Linked DNA regions of Homo sapiens: region 1 is linked to region 2. Evidence: read pairs that join two places in POLR2A ChIA-PET (ENCODE). Cell type or tissue: HepG2. All regions are shown on one strand. Each heading gives the region's core, and the rest is flanking DNA. Links, peaks and the distances in the headings are about the cores only. Region 1 holds the start of CDC42EP1 (CDC42 effector protein 1). Region 2 overlaps CARD10 (caspase recruitment domain family member 10).

The links. Peaks named below come from ENCODE experiments on the same cell type or tissue, not always from the same donor. Only the 100,000 strongest peaks of a DNase experiment are listed, where the experiment ranks them.
Region 1: POLR2A ChIA-PET joins it to region 2 with 14 read pairs; 10 of 35 experiments call an interaction of 5 or more read pairs at or near these places.

Annotation. Positions count from the first base shown.
Region 1 is chr22:37,560,130-37,564,505 of GRCh38, forward strand. It overlaps CDC42EP1 (CDC42 effector protein 1), which reads left to right and starts at 351. Exons shown (of 3, transcript NM_152243.3): 1 at 351-459. RefSeq lists enhancers at 987-1,593, 1,594-2,201, 1,670-1,899, 2,202-2,808, 3,336-3,836 and 1 more. In HepG2, for the core only: a CTCF peak has its summit at 1,776 (motif pointing left); DNase peaks (open chromatin) are centred at 1,792, 3,312 and 3,702; H3K4me3 peaks cover 3,297 bases.
Region 2 is chr22:37,499,985-37,504,360 of GRCh38, forward strand. CARD10 (caspase recruitment domain family member 10) reads right to left here. Exons shown (of 20, transcript NM_014550.4): 9 at 4,202-4,317; 10 at 3,201-3,229; 11 at 2,618-2,741. Among named protein-coding and RNA genes, the nearest start is that of MFNG, 16 kb to the left of the region's middle. RefSeq lists enhancers at 2,078-2,677, 2,678-3,275. In HepG2, for the core only: no CTCF peak of the experiment used is centred there; DNase peaks (open chromatin) are centred at 1,867, 2,577 and 4,057.

The DNA of each region.
Region 1 (4,376 bases), core at 79-4,078, 60 kb after region 2:
CGGCTGGAGGGCCCAGGAGGGAGGAGAGTTCATCAGGCCTGGACGCCCCAAGCAAGGCCACGAGGGGAACCGGTGGAAGAGGGGTTGGCGGCCGGGGACCGGAGTCGCCTCCCCGGGGCAGCCCGCACGTTCCCCGGCTGGCCTTGTCCGGGGTGGCGAGCAGAGGCCTGGCCTGGCCCCCCAGCCGCGTCCCTGCCAGCTCTCGGCGGCCGCGAGGACGGTGCCGGGGAGGGGGCCGGGGAGGGGGCCGGGCCCCGCCCGCGGGCGGGAGGAGACGGGCGGGAGGCGGGAGCGCCCACACCCCGCCCCCGCCCCCGGATCCAGCCCGCGGAGCCCGCGGCCAGGGCGGCGCAGACCGGCCCAGCGACTCTCCCGGGCTGCCAGCCGGGACGCGCGGCCGCCGCCGCTGCAGACGACGAGTCCGCCCTCGTCCCGCGCCCCCGGGGCTCGCGGAGCCAGGTAACAGCCCGGGCGCGCGGGTCCTCGGGGCGGAGGCCGTGGAGGCCGGCGGGTCCCGGCGCCCGCGGGGACTCTGCACCCTACTAGGCTCCCGGGGCCGGAACGGGGACGGGACCCGCCCGGGAGAGGCGCCCCCGGGTGCCCACAGGAAGGCCGGGCGCGGCCGCGGAGCCGCGCGAGGAAACTCCGAGCTTTCGGGCTTCGTGTCCCGTTCCAGGCTGGTGGAGGGGGCAGAGGATCGGACACGGCTGAGCGGCCAAAATGCGCGAGGAGGGGGCGAGCCGAGGGGCAGAGCGGGGGCTGTCTCCGCGCCTTCCTGCGCGGGGGAAGGAAGGGCCGGGGCGGGCAGCGGGCGACGCGGCGGAATGTCTCCCCTCCGCCGAGGCCCACGCGGAGAGCGGGAAGTGGGGGGTGGGGGGCCCGGGGAGATGGACAGGCACCCTGCCCCCCTCCCCGACCGCCGCATTCCAGGCTGGAGCCGCGGATGAGGTCATCCCGTCCGGTTCCCCTCCGGCCAAGACAGCCGGTCGTCCCCTTCCCCCGCGGAGCGACCCTCCGCGTCCTGAGCCCCGTCCCCCCAGGGAATGTTGGATGGCCGAAGTCTTTCCCGGACTTCCAATCCCGGCCGCCCTCCAGATTGTTCTGCCTTTGCCCCAGCAGTGCCAGACCCGCAACATTCGAAGCCCTTTTCCTAGACCGGGAAACTGAGGCTTAGAGAGTAGGGGGGACTGGCCGGGAGGCCGCAGCGGCACTAAACGTGGCGCGGGGACCCGAGACGCGGCCCGCAGCCGCTCCGTCTCGCTCGGTCCCGGGCTGGTTCGGCTCTAACTCGGGGCGGTGGGCACGAAGCGCGTCTCCTTTCCACTTTCCCCGTCGCTCCCTAATGGCCCACGGTGCCCCCCTTGGAATACGGAGGACCGGGTCCCCTAGCGCGACTGCGAACAACTAGCTACCCCGTTCTGGCCTCAGTTTCCCCGTCTCTCCACCTTGAAGCGTCTGGACTTTGAGGAGCAGGAGAAGTCAGCCGACCGGTTTAACCCCTTATTCCAGGGACCAGAGCAGGTTTGGGGGAGCTGCCGTAACCATGACAGGGACCCGCTGTCCAGCGGTGGGGGGGGGCGTCACCCAGCTGGATGCCCGCAGGAAGTGGGCTGTGTGCACCCGAGCAGTGGCCTCCAGGATGAGACGTGGGCCCCTGGCCAGCACTGCGGCCTGCGGGTGACCCCCAGGTGAATGCCAGGGTGCAGCCGCCCCCGCTCTCCTTCAGACCCGCCCTTGGCCTCCCCGCGACCACATGTGCCTCCACAGCGACCCCTGTTGGCCCGATCCCGGCTCCAAAACTTGTTCTTGCGTCATTCCCACCATTGAGTGAGCTCAGGCCATGTGCCCAGGCCCTGACTATCCTCTATAGGGTAAATATAAGGACTCCAAGGACACTGAGGCTGTGTGGTGACCTCCTTGCCCAGGTCACAGGCAGTGAATCTGCAGAGCTGGGTCTCCTGTCTTCCCAGGCCTGCACCTGCACCCCACACCGGGCTCAGCACTGGGCATCCAAGCCCTCCAAATCGTCTTCCCCATTCCCCATCGTCTTCACCCCCACCCTGGGGCATTTACCAGCAATGTTGGTCTGTGACTGAGGGTAAATGTCTCCTTTCTGAGCTTCGTTTTTTCCATCTGTGAAAGGGGTGTTCTGAACACTAACGGGCGGTGTTCCTGAGCAGGTGAGGGGAGGTGAGCCTGGCACCAGGACACTTGGAGCCCTGCTTACTCCAGTGCCAGGTGAGGCACACCTGATGGCCAGCAGTGCCCTGTGGTTGGCAGCAAGTGCCACGTGGCTGCCACCGGGGTCCCTGGAATGAGAGATGTTAGTGTAAAGGTGTCAGATTTGAACCCATGGCTGCCCTGCTCCAGTATCTGAGGGTTTCATTACATTTTCTACCCTTGCAACTCCCCTGGGAGGGGAACTGCCTGGTGTGCTGTTCCGTTTTCCACATGGGAAGACCGGGTCCCAATACCCTGCCCTCAGCTCCACAGCGCTGCAGAGTCTCTCGACCGCAGTAGGCAGGGTAGTGTGAGGGGTGGGTACTATTGGGGGGGTGCCCAGAAACATTTGAAAGATGGGATCATCGCAAGATTGGGGAGGAAGCTGGTCCCCCAAGTCAAAAGTGACCATGGGGGTTCAGGGGGGAGGAGCCCCTTTTGCTGGGAGATGAGGTGCTGCCTCAAGAAGTCAGGGAGGCCAGGTGTGGTGGTTCACACTTGTAATCCCAGCACTTTGGGAGGCTGAGGCAGCAGGATGGCTTGAGTTCAGGAATTTGAGACCAACCTGGGCAATGGAGTGAGACCCTGTCCTTACAAAAAGTGGAAAAACTTAGCTGAGCATGGTGGTATGTGCCTGTAGTCCCAGCTACTCAGGAGGCTGAGGTGGGAGGATCGCTTGAGCCTGGGAGTTCGAGGCTGCAGTTAGCTGTGATGGAGCCACTGCACTCAGCCTGGGTGACAGAGTGAGACCCTGCCTCAAAAAAGAAAAAAAAAAAAGTCAGGGAGCTGGGGTGGGAGCAAGTGGGTAAGGCCACATGGCAGACCCTTCTACAGGACATTGTACAGAGGAACACCCTTCCCGCTCCCATTCCTTCCCCCAGAGATGCATCCTTAATCCCTGCTGAGCAGGGAAACTTGGCCCTGCCATGAACCTGTCACTTAACCTTGGACAGGTCTCCCTTCCCTCCGAACCTCAGTGCTGCCTGTCAAATAGGCCACGCTGCGGCTTTGCAGGGTTGTTGGAGAATCAGATGACATCATGTAATGGTTGGCCAACTGTGGATCGCTTCAGAACTTCAGCAAACATTCCACGAGGACTTCTCGGTGCCGGGGGTGCCAGGGAGGGAAGAAGATGATTCAGAAGTTCCCCCCCACGAGGGGGAGGAGTTAGGGTTGGGGGAGGATCAGATGGTGGGAAGGGAAGAGAATGTAGTCAGAAAACAAAGCAAGCTTTGTCCTATTGGCTTCTTTGTTCTTATCTTGTTATTTAACCTATTTTGAATTTCAAATAACATTAGAAGGGCAGTATTGAGATTTCTATGCTTGGAGGTGGCAGCAATGGTTTTAAAAAAGGAAGAAGGCTGAGCCGCAGACATAGGTGTTCTTAAGGATCATTATTGACTTTTATCAGCTGAGGTCCCAGGTCTGTGTAGGTAAGTGACTTGCCCAAGGTCACATTGTGAGGACACAGAGCCCAGCCTGCCCTCCCACTCTCAGAAGGGGCCAGGGTGATGTTTTGGCATGCAGGTTATCATGGAGATCTGTGATTCAGCTGGCATTGATTTGGCACTTGTTAAGTGCAGAGCCCAAGCTAGATGCCCAAGGGAGAAAGGCAGGAAAATCCAGGCGGCCTCCCCACCCTCCAAGTGCATTGCCGATCTCGGGAGGCGAGACTGGGCTCCACAAGCCAGTCAAGGGCTTATGTGAGTCAGAGGCTCTGAGTTCAAGTCTCAACTAGCTCTGTGGATCTGACCTCTAGCCAGCTTTGCCCTCAGTGGGCCACAGGAAAAGCATAGGATCACAGGTGCGCTCTAGCCTGGACTTTGTATGACACTAGAAGGAAAGGGGTCAGAACAAGAGATGCTTAGAGAAGCTGGAGCAGGGGAGGATGTGTGTGTGTGTATGGTGGGGGTGGGGAATCAGGAAGGAGAGATGCACAAGAAATAGCTTTTGGCACCAGCTGAGCTTTTTCCAAAGCTTGCTCCCTGACAGCAAGGCTCCTACGTCAGTTTGACAAACTGTGATAAAGTCTTTTCCTGCGGGCCTTCTCAGAGACTTGAATATGCTCACGCATGGAGGAGGCAGCTGGAAAAAGCCACTTTTGACCACAGGATCCTTATTCCAGGAAGCTCCTTGAAGGTGGATGGTTCAGAGGA
Region 2 (4,376 bases), core at 274-4,273:
GAACGGGGCAAGTCTGCCAGCTCTGCCAGCTCTGAGCAGTGACAGGCCACATGGCCTCAATGAATGTCCCCCAGGGCCCCGTGGGAAGATATCTGAGTAGTCTGCGTGCCTGCTTGGTACCAGGTCAGGGACCTGATGCTGAGACTGAAGCATGCCACACAGATCACCTCAGTCAATCCTCCTGACAACCCGATGGTTGAGATAAGGGAAACTGAGGCACAGGAAAGTTAACTTGCCAAGAATGGGCACAGCTAGTGGGCCGTGGAGCCAGGCAATGACTTATGGGAACCCTCTCTTTGCAAGGACAGAAGGTGCCAGAGATCCCCTGGGGCCACGTGAGCGAGCTGGGCAGTGGTGAGGCTATGCTGGGGAGACGGCACCCCGAAACCCTCCAGTGCTCTCCATGCTCTGCCTCTCTCACCCAGCACCTCACTTGCCCCATGAGTTCTCCCTTGCTGTCCCCCACCTGACTATCTGTCAGCCCAACCCCCGGTCTGCCCCAGCCCCCCACTATCCACCATCCCCTCCCGGCACCCAGGCTCCAGGAGCTGAGAAGGGCAGGGCAGAGAGGCTGAGGGCAAGAGATGGGCAGGAAATGGGAAAGAGGAGAGAAAATGCCCAACATGGTGCCCAGTACAAAGTGGGCACACAATACGGATGTGAGATCTCCAACAGCTGAGACAGTGGGGAGGCACATCGGAATCTCCAACCAGCTCCGAGGGGCCTGTGACTTGGGACCAATTTCTAACTGTCTCTGTACTTCAGTGTCCTGGTCTGTGTAACGAGGTTAAAATTCCAGCCTTGCAGAGCTGCTCTGAGGATTAAACAACAATGGCGACAATAATCATAACTAACCGCGAGCATATGCTGACATCCACCGTGAGTGTGCTAAGCATTCTAGAAGGGATACTCAAACCCCCATAGTGACCCTAAGGGACAGGCACTATGTGAGCCCATTTTACAGAGCAGGAAACTGAGGCACTGGGAAATTCAGAGACATGCCCAAGGTCCCACAGTAGCAAGTGCTGACACCAAAGCCAGCTCTTCCCACCTCGCCATAACACAATCCCAGGAGACACACAAGTTGCCCCGACCTGGGACCTGTCCGGGCCCTCATCTCCCTCTCCCTCTCCTCTCCGCCTGTCTGCCTCTCTCTCTCTCTTTCTCTCTCTCTCTCTGTCCACCACCTCTGCACCTTCCCCAGCCTGTGTTCTTCCCCAGGAACCTCTCTCCTCCCCAGGAACAGCATGGGCAGCAGAAGTGGCCCCATGTGATCGTGGGGCCTGGGCGGGGCTGGGACGGAGGCTCCTGCTCCCTGGCTGCATCCTGGCGCCCCCTGGACAACAGCCAGGACCCCTGCTGCAGCCCAAACTGGAGGAAGGGAGGAAGGGCCGAGGCGAGCAGGAAGGGAGGCGCCTCCACCCCTTCCCCGAGAAGCACGTCCTGCACAGGCAAAAACAATGTCTCGCTGAGCCCACTGCCGGGGGCCAGGTGGGGGCAGGGCCTGGACACTGGCTGACCAAGCCGCTCCGGAGGCCAGAGGCCCTGGTCCTATGCTGTACCCATCTGCTGCGTGACCCATCCCTCTGCACCCAACACCTCCACATTCCAGCGCTGACAGTCCATGTTTCCTATGCCCTTTCCAAAACCCAAATCTGATCAGGTCACTATGAACCCAGACCTGGTACTTCCCAACTGTGGGACCCTGGGCAAGTTGCTTAACCTCTCTGAGCCCCAGTTACCTCCTCTATGGAGCAGAGATAATCGTCATTATGCCTACTCCCTGGACAAAGAGCATGTTGTAAAACAGCCAGCAGCTGGCCTTGCAGTTAATAACTAAACCCTCCCACATTTCCCAGAGTGTACAAGCCAAAGTCCACACTTTCCCAGCCTGACTCAGGAAGCCTTGACTTTCGCCCTTCCCCCTCGCTCCTCCTCCACAGTCACCGGATGCTCTCCCTACCTGCCCTCTCCTCACAGCTGAGTTCCAAGACCACAATGGCCGTGCAGCCCCCGCTCTGCCCCACCCCTCCCTTAGATACACTGGCAGGTGTGAACAGCGGCCACGCACCGGCCACACTAACAGCACGTCGCCTACAGTGCACTCTGCACTAATGGGCTTTGTGACTCCTGTTATGGACCTGTGGCTGGCCCGGTCACAGGGGCTCCTGAGGTGACCCAAGCCCACCCACAGCATGAAACTTTGCTGGGTGGCTCAGTCCCAGGGACTCAGAGCCAAGGGACTGACAGGCAGGACATTGGGACGAGGACAGCTTGTAAGTGACAACTATTACTAAGCACCTGCTACATGCCTGGCAGAGCTGGGTGCTTTGCTTCTGCGAGCAGAGCCCTCAAAAGACCTCCATGCAAAAAGGGTCATCATCTCCCTTTAGCTACTGAGGAAATGGAGGCCCAGAGAAGTGAAGGGACCAGCCCAAGTCACAGGGACGATCAAGAGCGGCAGCAGGATTGGAATCCAAGGGCTGCCAGTGTCTACAGATCTTAATCTTCCAATAGTTGCATAAAACAGGGGCGAGGCAATTGCTCCTCCCACCTCACTCCTGTTCCCCTCTCAAGCAATCACCCCAGCTCCACCCACTGCAGGCAGCTACAGTACCTGTTGAGGAAGTCCAGGCCACAGCCCCGAGCCAGGAGGCCTTCCGGCTTTCCCAAAGGCCACACGCTGTCAGAGGATGAGGACGAAGAGAGGCCAGGGGACCAGGGCTTAAGTGTCACACTCCCTGGGGAAAAAGAATGAGGTTCAGGGATCTGGCACTGGGAAACAGGGATGGCCAGGGTCCATGACAGGGACTGACCCCCCTCCAGCCCAGAGAGGCCTTGGCAGGTTTGAGGCCCCAGGAGCACATCAGACCCACTGGGCTCAGAGATAGGTCAGGGCCCACCAGGCTGACCCCGCAGTTTCCCAGAAGAGGGTGAAAGGTGGCCCAGAACTGAAGAGCCTCGTACATCACAGCCGGGAACAGGAGTGAGGCCCAGGACTGGGCTCGGGGTGAGAGGCTGGAACCAAAGTCCCCAGGGTCCTCCCAAGCACAACCTTCCTGCCTGGCAGGGGCCACGGCGGGGCTTCAGGGAAGGGGATGCAGGCCAAAGGTAGCGCAGGTGGTGCAGGCTTCAGGTGGGCTGCAAAGCCACCTCCCCCGACCAGAGGAGCCCTCCCCACGGAACTCAAGGGCTGTTACCTGTGATGTCTGACATGCTGCTGAAGGATCTGGGCAGAGAGAGGGCAGGGAGGGGGCAGGAGGTGAGGCACAGTGGGCACTCTGCCCCGCTCCCTCCTCCTGCCCCCACACCAGATAAATGTCTCACAGCCCCCAAGCAAATGCAGGCTAGACTCAAGGCAGGGTCCCAGGTACAGGGCACCCATGCCACCTGGCTCCCCTAAACTCCCAGGGTAAGAAGTTAATGTCCTGGCCTCTGTCCAATGTTGTTCCACCTACAATGCCCTGGCATGCCCTTCAAAGCCAGCTCTTTCAATGCCACCTCCTCCTGGAAGCCACCCCTGATCTCTCACCCCTCACCTCACCCTCACTTGCCACCTTTGTGGTTTGTGACTCCCAGGTACGCCTCCTAAATTAAACCATGACCTCCTCATCAGACACCTCCTTGGGACAGATTTACGCAGATCAAGGCCATACTGACCACAGCCTCCCAGGGCCCAGCCTCTCACCAGTAAAGGAATAAATCAAGGGCTGCTTACAGGGGAAAAGCAGTGACAAGGATCGCGCCCCAGGAGGCAGGCTATCTCCCGCCCTTGGTCTTGCCACCAGAGGGTGCGCCTTGGTTTTTCTGGTCCCTATTTGCTGCTGATGCCCAAACCTGGGGCCTGGCTTTCTTGCCGGAGGTCCCTGATACCTTGAAACATTCTCCACGCCCCCTAGTCCTGAACCATCAAGCTTCTCCTTGGGTATAGGATCTTCAAGGCTTGACCCCCAGTGACCCTCCTGCCAGGATGCTTGGCTAGGACTGAGTTCGCTCTGCCCATCGGCCTTATCTTAAGCCTGACCTTGGTCGCCCCTGTGACTCACAGGACCTGGGTTTCCAGAGCTCCAGCCATCTGAGGGCAATAAAGGGAAGTGACTGCCTGGACCTGACTTTGGCATTGCAGATTCTGGGAGGTGGCTGTTCGGGAAACGGCAGCCCCACCTCCCTGGGTGTCTACTGCTATCCCCAGCCATCTCACCTCTTAGGGGGTGCGGGGTCTTCCTCACGCTGCCGGCGGAGGATGGAGCCGGCACTGGGGGGGAAGGGCAGGATGGAGAGCCGATTGATCTCCTTTTCACTGTCTGTGGCTTCCTCCTGCAATGCCATGACAGGGCCTGGGTCACCCCCACTGCCCAGCACCATCCCAGTCCTCA